2 separate regions of the Homo sapiens genome follow, and region 1 is linked to region 2. A link is an interaction called in ENCODE POLR2A ChIA-PET data of the cell type or tissue named here. Cell type or tissue: GM12878. All regions are shown on one strand.

What was found. ChIA-PET counts read pairs that join two places held together with the same protein. Peaks named below come from ENCODE experiments on the same cell type or tissue, not always from the same donor. Only the 100,000 strongest peaks of a DNase experiment are listed, where the experiment ranks them.
Region 1: POLR2A ChIA-PET joins it to region 2 with 6 read pairs; 2 of 35 experiments call an interaction of 5 or more read pairs at or near these places.

The regions. Positions count from the first base shown.
Region 1 is chr5:159,198,591-159,203,590 of GRCh38, reverse strand. RNF145 (ring finger protein 145) reads left to right here. Exons shown (of 11, transcript NM_001199383.2): 2 at 1-157. Among named protein-coding and RNA genes, the nearest start is that of RNF145, 8.5 kb to the left of the region's middle. In GM12878, no CTCF peak of the experiment used is centred here; no DNase peak of the experiment used is centred here; H3K4me3 peaks cover 1,611 bases; H3K27ac peaks cover 1,981 bases.
Region 2 is chr5:159,075,011-159,080,010 of GRCh38, reverse strand. The region is part of intron 5 of EBF1 (EBF transcription factor 1); the gene reads left to right. Among named protein-coding and RNA genes, the nearest start is that of EBF1, 22 kb to the left of the region's middle. In GM12878, no CTCF peak of the experiment used is centred here; no DNase peak of the experiment used is centred here.

The sequences.
Region 1 (5,000 bases), 120 kb before region 2:
GTGTTAAATGTGGCCCTGAGGGTGCCAAGCATCATGCTGTTGGATGTCCTGTACAGATGGGATGTCAGCTCCTTTTTCCAGCAGATCCAAAGAAGTAGCCTTAGTAATAACCCTCTTTTCCAGTATAAGTATTTGGCTCTTAATATGCATTATGTAGGTGAGTGTCTACATCACATTTTCTAATCTTCTAGTGAGCATTCTGATTTATGTCTTAGTATCTTTTTGAATTTGGGTAAAATGAAGTTCATTTTCATTAAGATGATAGTGATATAGTTATTGATGAGTGTTTATGAATCTTGATAGTTTTGTCTTATCATTGCACATGAATTATTAAGGCTACAAGAAAGTAAGCAGTATTGGATTTATTTTACTGGATAAAACTGGAAGGCAGAAGAAAACATTCTAGATTTTAATATGATGAAATATAAACAATGAGAAATACTTTTAGAGACATTTGGCCCCTTCTAATTTGTCCTTGTTTTGGGGTTTGGTAGTAATTCAGAAAGTAAGCTTTTTAAAATGCAACATTCTTTATTGTTCCCTGAGATAAACGAAAACATTAACATCAGCTGAAGATAAAGTGTTCAGTTAAATGAAATTTGGGAAATGATACTATAATACTTTGTTCCATAAAAAAAATCCTCCTGGAACTATAATTTTTTTTTTTTTTGCTTGAATCCCCTTTCAAGAAAAATGGAACTATCATTGATATGCTATGGGGTTAGTGGTAAAAATAATGATAAGAGATTGAAGAAATTAAAGTCAAGAAATACAAGCATGAAACAGATAAAATTTACCTAGAATAAAAATCATGATCCTTACTTTTTAGGTTTTGGTTTATTTGTAATGTATATAGCAATATATTTTATTAATGTTGTGATTGCAGAGTTCCAGACATGGTTTGAATGGTACTATAGTGGTTTTGCTAATATTTTATTATTAGAGTTGCCTGTCACAAAATATATCTTTTATAAAGTCATGAAGAGTTGTCCTGTCTCTCTGAGATTTATTTTTATCACTTTCTGGGTTCTAAAACTTAGCCCTGAGAACGTTCCCCTTACATCCCTAAGAGGTAAGCTGTTGTGGAAAGAAGTATGATGTAGTAGAAGAGATGGTGCACTAGAAACAAAACGTTTCGGTTCAGTAAACTCATCTTTTGTGGATAGCACTACCTTGGGAATGTCTCTGAAATGGGAAAGTTCCTTTATGTTGCAAAACACTGTAATTCTCAGCCTTTTATGAAAGGCTTTGTATGTTAGCCAATTTATGGAAAGTAATTCCCGTCAGTTGTAGAACAACTGGGTACTTGGCTTAGATTTTTAGATTAATCAGCAAAGTCATACATACTGTGGTTTTAAAAATGTGCTTATATATTGTTTCTGAATAGGTTGAAATATTTATTATAAAAACAGCTGCCTGATAACCAGGAATATTAATTTTAGAAATTGAATGTTTTCGAGTACAATTGAAGTTCATAATCTGGTTTATAATTTTATAAAGTTAGTTGAGCCATCTTAAATATGCTTACTCCATGCCAAAGTAGAGTAAGCTCAGTGGTTGCATGAACAGATATTTTCAGCTTGAACAATGTTTTGGTTGGAGTTACCTTTGTCAAAATATTACATAGTGTTTATGTAATGCTCCTGTTTACAGAATTTCACCCTCAAATACAAATCAAATTTCACCTTAATAAAATAATGTATCTACATTCAGAAATAAAAAAGCATAAAAAGTATTTAATGAAAAGTATCTCCCTCCCATCTCTGTTACTCATTCGCTGAGTTCTCACTCTGAACACCATGTAGCTTTTATTTCTTTCTGTATAATTCTAGAGATATTTTTATGTATATATAAGTAAATATAAAAAATGTATATTTCCCCCCTTTTTATACAGATGTTAGCATGGTATACATGGTTTTGAATCATGGTTTTTGTTTGTGATGTATGTGGAGCCATAACTACTGCTTTTAGATATTTATGAAATAGAGTTTTGTGCTCTTTTTCTTATGATGACAGTCTGCCGGATCTTAAAGACTCTCTTGAGTAGATATCGAGGCCTCATTTCTCCTCTTCCCGATTGCATTTTACGTTGGCATAGTATCTTCGTATGGATATACCATAATTTATTGAACTAATTACTCCATTGGTGGACATTTTAGATAGCCTACCTTCTGCTATTTTGTACAGCGTTGTGCTAAATAACTTTGTATAGCTATAATTTCAACAAGTACAAATATAACCTGGGGCTAAGTTACTAGAAGCGAAGTTGCTGGGTTAAAGAGTACAGTGGTCCGTCGGTGTATGCTGGAAGTTGGTTCCAGGATGCCCACGTATACCAAAATCTGCGCATACTCAGGTCCCTCAAGTGACCCTGTGGAACTATGTATGCAGAAGGTTGGCCCTCTGTATACGTGGGTTTTGCATGTTGCAAATACTGTATTCCATAAGAGTTTGGTTGTAAAAAATCTACATGTAAGTGGACCCTCACAGTTCCATCCTATGTTGTTCAAGGGTTAACTTATATATATTTGTAGTGTTGACAGATAGTACTTTCCATAGGGTTTTACTATTTTGTACCTCCAAAAACCGTGGTTGAGAGTTCCTACAATCCTATATTATCAAAACAGCCTGTTACCACAAATATTTTGGCTACTCCAATAGGTGGAAAAATTGATTTTTTTAACTCAATGTAGTTTTAGTTTGCATTTCTATTATGAATGAATTGAACATACACATACTTAAGAAAAACCTGTATTTTCTCTTCTGAGAGTTGTCAGTTTATATACCCTGCCCACTTTTCTGTGAGATTCTTTTTTTACCAATTTGTGGGAATTTGGTATACATTAGGGAAATTAATCCTTTGTGATAAGTTGAAAATAGTTTTTCCAGTTTCAACTCAGTGATTTTGCTTATGATTTTTTGACATTTAGAAGGTTTTTAAGCTTTAGTATTTTGAGTCAATTAGAAAAGCCTTCTTTATTCTTGAGTTTATAAAGAATTCTGTTGTATTTTATCTTACTATTTTTGTGGGTTTATTTTTACATTTAAATCTTTGCTTCATTTATCTGTATGAATAGTGTGTTATAGGTATAATTTTATTTTTTCTAGATAACCACACAGTCATCCTCACCTATTTAGTCCATTTTTTTCTCATTATATACTGAATTCTCACATATATTTTGTTTCATTTTTGAACTTCTCTTCCTTTAGTCTGTCTGCCTGTTTGTGAACTATTAACACGCTGTCTTATTTGTTGAGGGTTTAGATTATATTTTACTGTCTAACAGGGTTAGTCCCTTCAGTTTTCTTTATTTCCTCCTCTGAGCTTTTTTTTTATGGTTAGTTTTCTATGTGAATTTAAGAATTGTCTCAAAATTGTCTAGGTCTCATTCCAAAAACAAAGCAACCCATTTGATTTTTTTTAAAATTTAGATTGCATTATTACTAATTTTGGGGGCAGGTGGGGAGGATGGGTTCTTGCTGTGTTGCCCAGGCTGGCCTGGAACTCCTGGGCTCAAGTGATCCTCCTGCCGCAGCCTCCTGACATTTATTGTTTCTAGGTATTTTATCTTTTTTATTGCTATCGTAAGTGGGAGTTTTTCCCCCTTTATGTCTTCTAATTGTAATTAAGGAGCTTAAAAATTAAGGGAGGGAGCAATAAAGTTTGTATTTAATGGAATGTAATTGTGTCTTCAAACTTAGAAGCTTTCCAGGGTGGGTTCTGCTGAAAGAGAAGTGACTGCCCACTGTTTTTTGGAGTGTAGGATATGAAAGGAGGAGTAGAAGTAATATTGGTAAGGTAGAATAGGGCTTTTGTGAAGAATCCTGAATACATACAGTAGATATGGTGCTTAATTCTATAGGTCGTGGTGGGTCAGTGGGGATTTTAGAGCAGGTGAGCTGCATTTTAAGATTGATTAGGCAGCGTTTTATAGGATGATGGATTGGGGAGGGGAGAAACTGGAGGTAAGAAGACCAGTTAGGATTTTAGGCAAGAGGTAATGAGAGCCAGAACTGGCAAGGTAGAAATTAGAAAGGAAGAAATGGATGCGAAAATCCTTTTGAAACTACCATCACTAAAATCATTAGTGACTTAAAATGTAAAATTCAACCCTCATTTATGTCCTAATTCTACAGACTTTTCTATGTTTATGGAGCTGTTTACCACTTCCTCTTTCTTGAAAGTGTTTTTTTTTTTTTTCCTGATTTTTCTCCTAACTCCCTGACCATTGCTTCTGATTCTTTTGATTTGTTTTCTTTAGACTTCTCAAGTGTTGATATTGCCCACAATTTGTGTTTAATTTTAATCTTTTGTTGTTTGGGTGACCGAACGTAGTTTGGGCTGCAGATCTCTGTCTCCACTTTACATTGCTTTTTGACCACTGTAGTCTGGAGTTGATGTTCTTCCTCTGTGATTCCATGGAACCAGTTCACATCTCTACCATAGCAATTATTATGTTGCATTCTAAGGGTCCATATGCTTATCTATTTTCCCAACTGTTAATAGATTGTGAGCTCCTTTAAGGTAAGAAGGGGGTTGTTTATTATCTCAGTATTCCCAGCACCTAGCTGGTGCCCAATAATGAATGAATTTTATATATATGTATGTATGTACGTGACAGGGTCTCACTCTTGCGCAGGTTGGAGTGCAGTGGTGTGATCATGGCTCACTGCAGTCTCAGACTCCTGGGCTCAAGTAACCCTTAGCTGCTGGAGTAGCTGGTACTACAGGCATATACCAAGGTCTTGTTTTGTTACCCAGACTGGTCTCAAACTCCTGGCCTAAAGTGATCCTCCTGCCTCAGCCTCCAAGAGTGCTAGGATTACAGATATTAGCCACTGTGCCCAGCCCTGAATGAATGCATTTTGAATTACTTCTTAGACATTTCCACCTAAATAGCCTATGGACATTTCAATTTGTTGTCAATCACTGAACTCATCACCTTTTTCTCACCTCAGAAGTCTTTCTCCTGCTGTGTTTCCTGTCTTAATAGCAAAGC
Region 2 (5,000 bases):
TTGGGGGGAATAATCACGCTTAGCAAGAAGGCAGGGTGTGTTAGAGAGTTCAGAAAAAGAAGCTTGAGCATACAGAGCATAGAAATAAAAGGAGGAGGTCAGGTACGGTGGCTCATGTCTGTAATCCCAGCATTATGGGAGGCCGAGGTGGGCAGATCACTTGAGGCCAAGAGTTCAAGACCAGTCTGGCCAACATGGTGAAACCCCATCTCTACCAAAAAATACAAAAATCAGCTGGGTGTGGTGGTGTGTGAACCTGTGGTCCAAGCTACTCGGGAGGCTGAGGCACGAGAATCACTTGAACCCAGGAGGTGGAGGTTGCAGTGAGCAGAGATTGCGCCACTGCACTCCAGCCTGGGTGACAGAGCGAGACTCCACACCATCTCAAAAAAAAAAAAAAAAAAAAAAGATAAAAGGAGGGTGTTTCAAAGAGGGGGAGTCATATAATAAGTGCTAGAGAGATCCAGATGGACATGAAGGCTGAGAAAGCACCAGACAGTCACTGGTAAACTTTAAGAGGAGATTCAAGTACATGCTGAGGGCCTGGATGCCCGTATTATGTGGTTGAAATGGCAAGTAGTGACAGGGACTCTTATAAGAAGGATGTCGGCAGTGAAGAAACTAACTCAGAGAAAAGAAGGAGCATCCTTTTAAAATTTTAGACAATGGGAAAACTTGATAATGTTTGCAAACTGAAGGAAAGAATTAACCAGGGAGGGAAGAATGGCAAATGCAAAACAGAAGAGGAGTCCTTGGTGGGGCTGGTCCCAGGTAAGGCAGAATGAGACGGACCTGTGAGCTCAGGTACTTGAGTTAGTGTGACGAGGATGGATCACTTACTTTAAGACATGGGAGGAAGAGAGAGGATAGAAGAGCCTATTATGTAATGGATTCTTTAAAATCAAGTCATCTTTATAACTATTAATAAGACTATTCAGATAAATCATAGATCTCAGTCTCTAGCCACTTTAGGGAAATAGGTAAGGCATCTTGTTTTTTACAAGTTTGAAATGATGCTTTCCTCCTGTTGAGAAAGACACTATTCATAGGAAAAAGTTCCATGTCCCTAAGATGAGGATCTGCCGATTCCATGACTGGGAATATTTAGGTGTTTCTTGCTCTAGTTTATGAAGCTCTAGAAATACGCCACCTGTGTTAGGCTGGTAAGAAAGAGACTCATAAGTTCGCTTTTCTCTGGATGTGCAGAATTGTTTGGGAGACACACAATCCTGCTGAGGAAAGGGCTGCTGATTTCGGTCCGTAGTGTAGGTACCACACCAGGTGCTGGCTACCAACGCCTGAGACTGGCCACATTGTTCTCATGTCACTGGGGTTGCAGGTTCGGAAGGGATGTAAACAGTGGCCTGCTTTTAAAATCTTACCCTGGCAGCAAAGCAAATTAGGAAACTCCAAGCCTTGCAAGATGCCAGCATGAGAGAGCAAATCCCAAGTCTGTGCCTGGTACAGTGCCCAACACACATCGTAGGAGCCTAAAAAATAGTGCTTTGAACGGATGAAGGTCCATCAGTCACACAGTAATGAGGACCTAATTATCATTGTGATTTCTTTTATTAACACTGTCACTTTTTCCGTTAAGTGCTTTTGCATCTGTTTCATCTACGGAATTGTTTCAGTATGAGCCCTCTTCTGCCTTAAACATAAGTGAATTCATTCTCCTTTCAGCTTTTCCTTCCTGGTTTCCTCCTGTGTATAGTGGAGGTTGGTGCTCACTCTTGGTCCTTCTGAGCTTAGCAGAAAGAACTATGGGCAGTTCTACCTGAAAAGGGAGAACTCACATGGGCAGGAAAGAGCATTGTGGCAACAAAGGAGAGGTCCTCACTCTGCTCGGCTCTAGGAAGCCACAGGGGGCTTGATATCAGCTCAGTCTACAAGAAGTCTTTCCTTCCACTGCTTGTGGTTGATTTTTAATTTTTAATGTAAAAGCATATTGCCATATAAAGCAGAACACTAGCCTGGGCGTGGTGGCTTGCACCTGTAATCCCAGCACTTTGGGAGGTCGAGCTGGGTGGATTGCTTGAGCCAGGGAATTTGAGACCAGCCTGGGCAACATGGTGAGACTCAGTCTCCACAAAAAATACACAAAATTAGCCGGGCGTGTTGGCATCTGCCTGTAGTCCCAACTACTTAAGGGCCTGAGGTGGGAGGATCGCTTGAGCCCCAGGAGGTCGAGGCAGCTGTGAGCTGAGCTGAGATCACACCACTGCACTCCAGCCTGGGAGTGCAAAAAAAAAAAAAAAAAAAAAAGCAAACCACTGCAAAAATATAAAAATAAAATGCACGTCTTCCATTCTTCCCCACTGCCTGTTCCACTCTCTATAGGTTAACTCTTTGAAGTTCCTACATTTAAAAAATATTTCCTGATGGCATACTGTGTGCCAGGCTCAGTTCTAGTTGCTGGGGTCTATGACTGTCTTTGTGGGGCTTATATTCAGGTGAGAGAGACAATAAAAGACAAATGAATATAAAATACAACATGGTGAGTACTATGAAGAAAAGTTAAGCAGAATAAGGAGCTAGAGTGCTCTAGGGCAGTCATTTCTTTCTTTTTTCTTTTTGAGACGGAGTTTTGCTCTTGTCACCCAGGCTGGAATGGCACGATATCAGGTCACTGTAACCTCCGTTTCCCGGGTTCAACCGATTCTCCTGCCTCAGCCTCCTGAGTAGCTGGGATCACAGGCACCCACCACCACACCCAGATAATTTTTTTAAAAATTTTTATTAGAGATGGGGTTTCACCGTGTTGGCCAGGCTAGTCCCGAACTCCTGACCTCAGGTGATCTACCCACCTTGGCCTCCCAAAGTGCTGGGATTATAGGTGTAATCCACCATGCCCAGAGGGGAAGGCATTTCTAAAGCCGTTGACATTATGCAGAGACTTGAATGAAGTGAGGGAGTGAACCATACTTGTAAAAACTGTCTCTTCCCCTCCCTCTCTCCCTTTCACTCTTTCATGCTTTCATTTTTCTCCCAGAAATGGGGCCATACTTTGAATAGTATTCTGCAACTTGGTTTTCTCAAGTCACAATATGCTGTACATTTCTTTCCATTCCAGTGCTTCTAACTCTACCTTCATTCTTTTTAATGCTGCACAGAATTCCATATACACATGTATGTGTACACACACATCCATATATGTACACTCATATGTATGTATGTACACACATATGTATGTGTGTGTGTATATATATATTTAACAGAATCATACTGTAGACATTATTTTGTAGCAGACATTATTTTGAGGTGCAGAACAGAAGCCGGAGTAGCTCATTTCAGGAATAATGACTATGTGATGCAGTGATATGACCCAAGAAACAGGAGACATGTTGGGCTTATTTTTCATACTTGGCCTAAAGTTTTTTTTGTAAGTGGTGAGTGAACTCCAGCCCTTTATTCTTTTTTCTCTACTTTTCTTCATTCTCCCCATTTCATTTCTATATTTCCTTCTACACTTCTGCTCTTTGCATCTGCCTATTTCCCTGGGTCCCTTAGAAAGGAATGCTTCAATTCATCTGGCTGCTCTCAGGGACATTTTTATTTTTAGATGACGACCGTGCTTAAGTGAAAAGGAAAAATCTCAGGCCTGGTGTGGCATGCTTGGGGGAGGTGGTTTGTTCTACGGGTTGGGATGAGGTGCACCTTCCTTCCATCAACAATGCCTTGGATTTATCTGTCACCCTTTTATTCTTCCGGATTGTATTTGCCCCCCAATACATAACATTCATTCATAAAATTATTCATTTATTCAATCAATTAATATTTGAGCTTTTCTATTCTACCCCAGGCCTTATGCCACTCATTAGGTAAGTAAAATTGATAGTTTCTTCCTCTACGAAGTCTATGAGTTAAAGGAAGAGAAGAATAAGAAGAGGGAGAAAGACAGTAACAAAAAATACACACACATATATGTAAAAATATAATTTGCATTGAGTTAAGTGCCTTAAAAGGAAAAAAAAAAACAGGAAAAACCTAATTTAGATTAAAGGTGGGGTGTCAGGCCAAACCTCTCTGGGGAAGGAGCTATAGGCTGAGCTCTGAGGGTGAGAAAAGATTGGCTAACTAGGGAAGGGTTGGAGGAGAGGCCCGCCAGGCAAGAGTCGGCCAGGGTCTGGGCCTGAGGTCAGATTGAACAGGGCACAACTGAGAGGGATTGAAATGGGCCAGTGCGGTAGGAGCTTGGCAAGTTGGAGGAAGGGGGCAGAAGGTTGGGAGGTGGTCTGGTATCATGTCATGTCATGGATTTGTTCTAAGTGCAGTGGGAAGCCATTAAAAAGTCTTGGGCAGTGAGATGGCACAGTACCACTGACATTTGGAAAAGCTCACTCTGGCTATTGCAGGGGGTCAGAGTGGAGACAGAAAAGTAGGCAGCCACTGCAGAGTCCAAGGACTTGGATGGAGATGGTGTAGTGGGGGAGGAGAAAATCAGATAGGCTTTAAAAACAGACCCTTGTGCATGGTTATCAGCAAGCAGGTTGGAGGAGTTCCTGGAGGACATTTCTCCCAGGCAGGTCTGTGGGCAGCTTGCATTGCCTACTTGCTGTTTTGAAAAGGAAAATGAAGGAGAAATAGGTTTTCTCAACCGGCAGTTTTCCTCCATGGGTAAAGGAGACGTGGGCTCTGTCGATGGGCTGCTTTTGGAGACCTGCTGCTTCTGCAGAGCACAGGGCAGATTTGCCTGGACTTGAAGGAGGAAGGGACTGAAGAGGGTAGGTGCAGGGGGTGATAATGATGCTTCATTGTGGCTTTAGTGAGGCTAGTCATGAAGCCAAGTCTTTATACCCTTATTGCCTCAAGCCTGTTCCCTGGCATTTAGAGGTAGATACTGCAATTGCTCCATTTTACAGATGAGGAAACTGAGATCCTGTGAGGTGGATTACCTTGCTCAAGTTGAGATAGGCAGCTCTGTCAGATTTCAGAACCAGTGTTCTTAACCACTATACTATTCTGAGAAGCCCATGAAATGTAGGTATAGGGGATCAGAG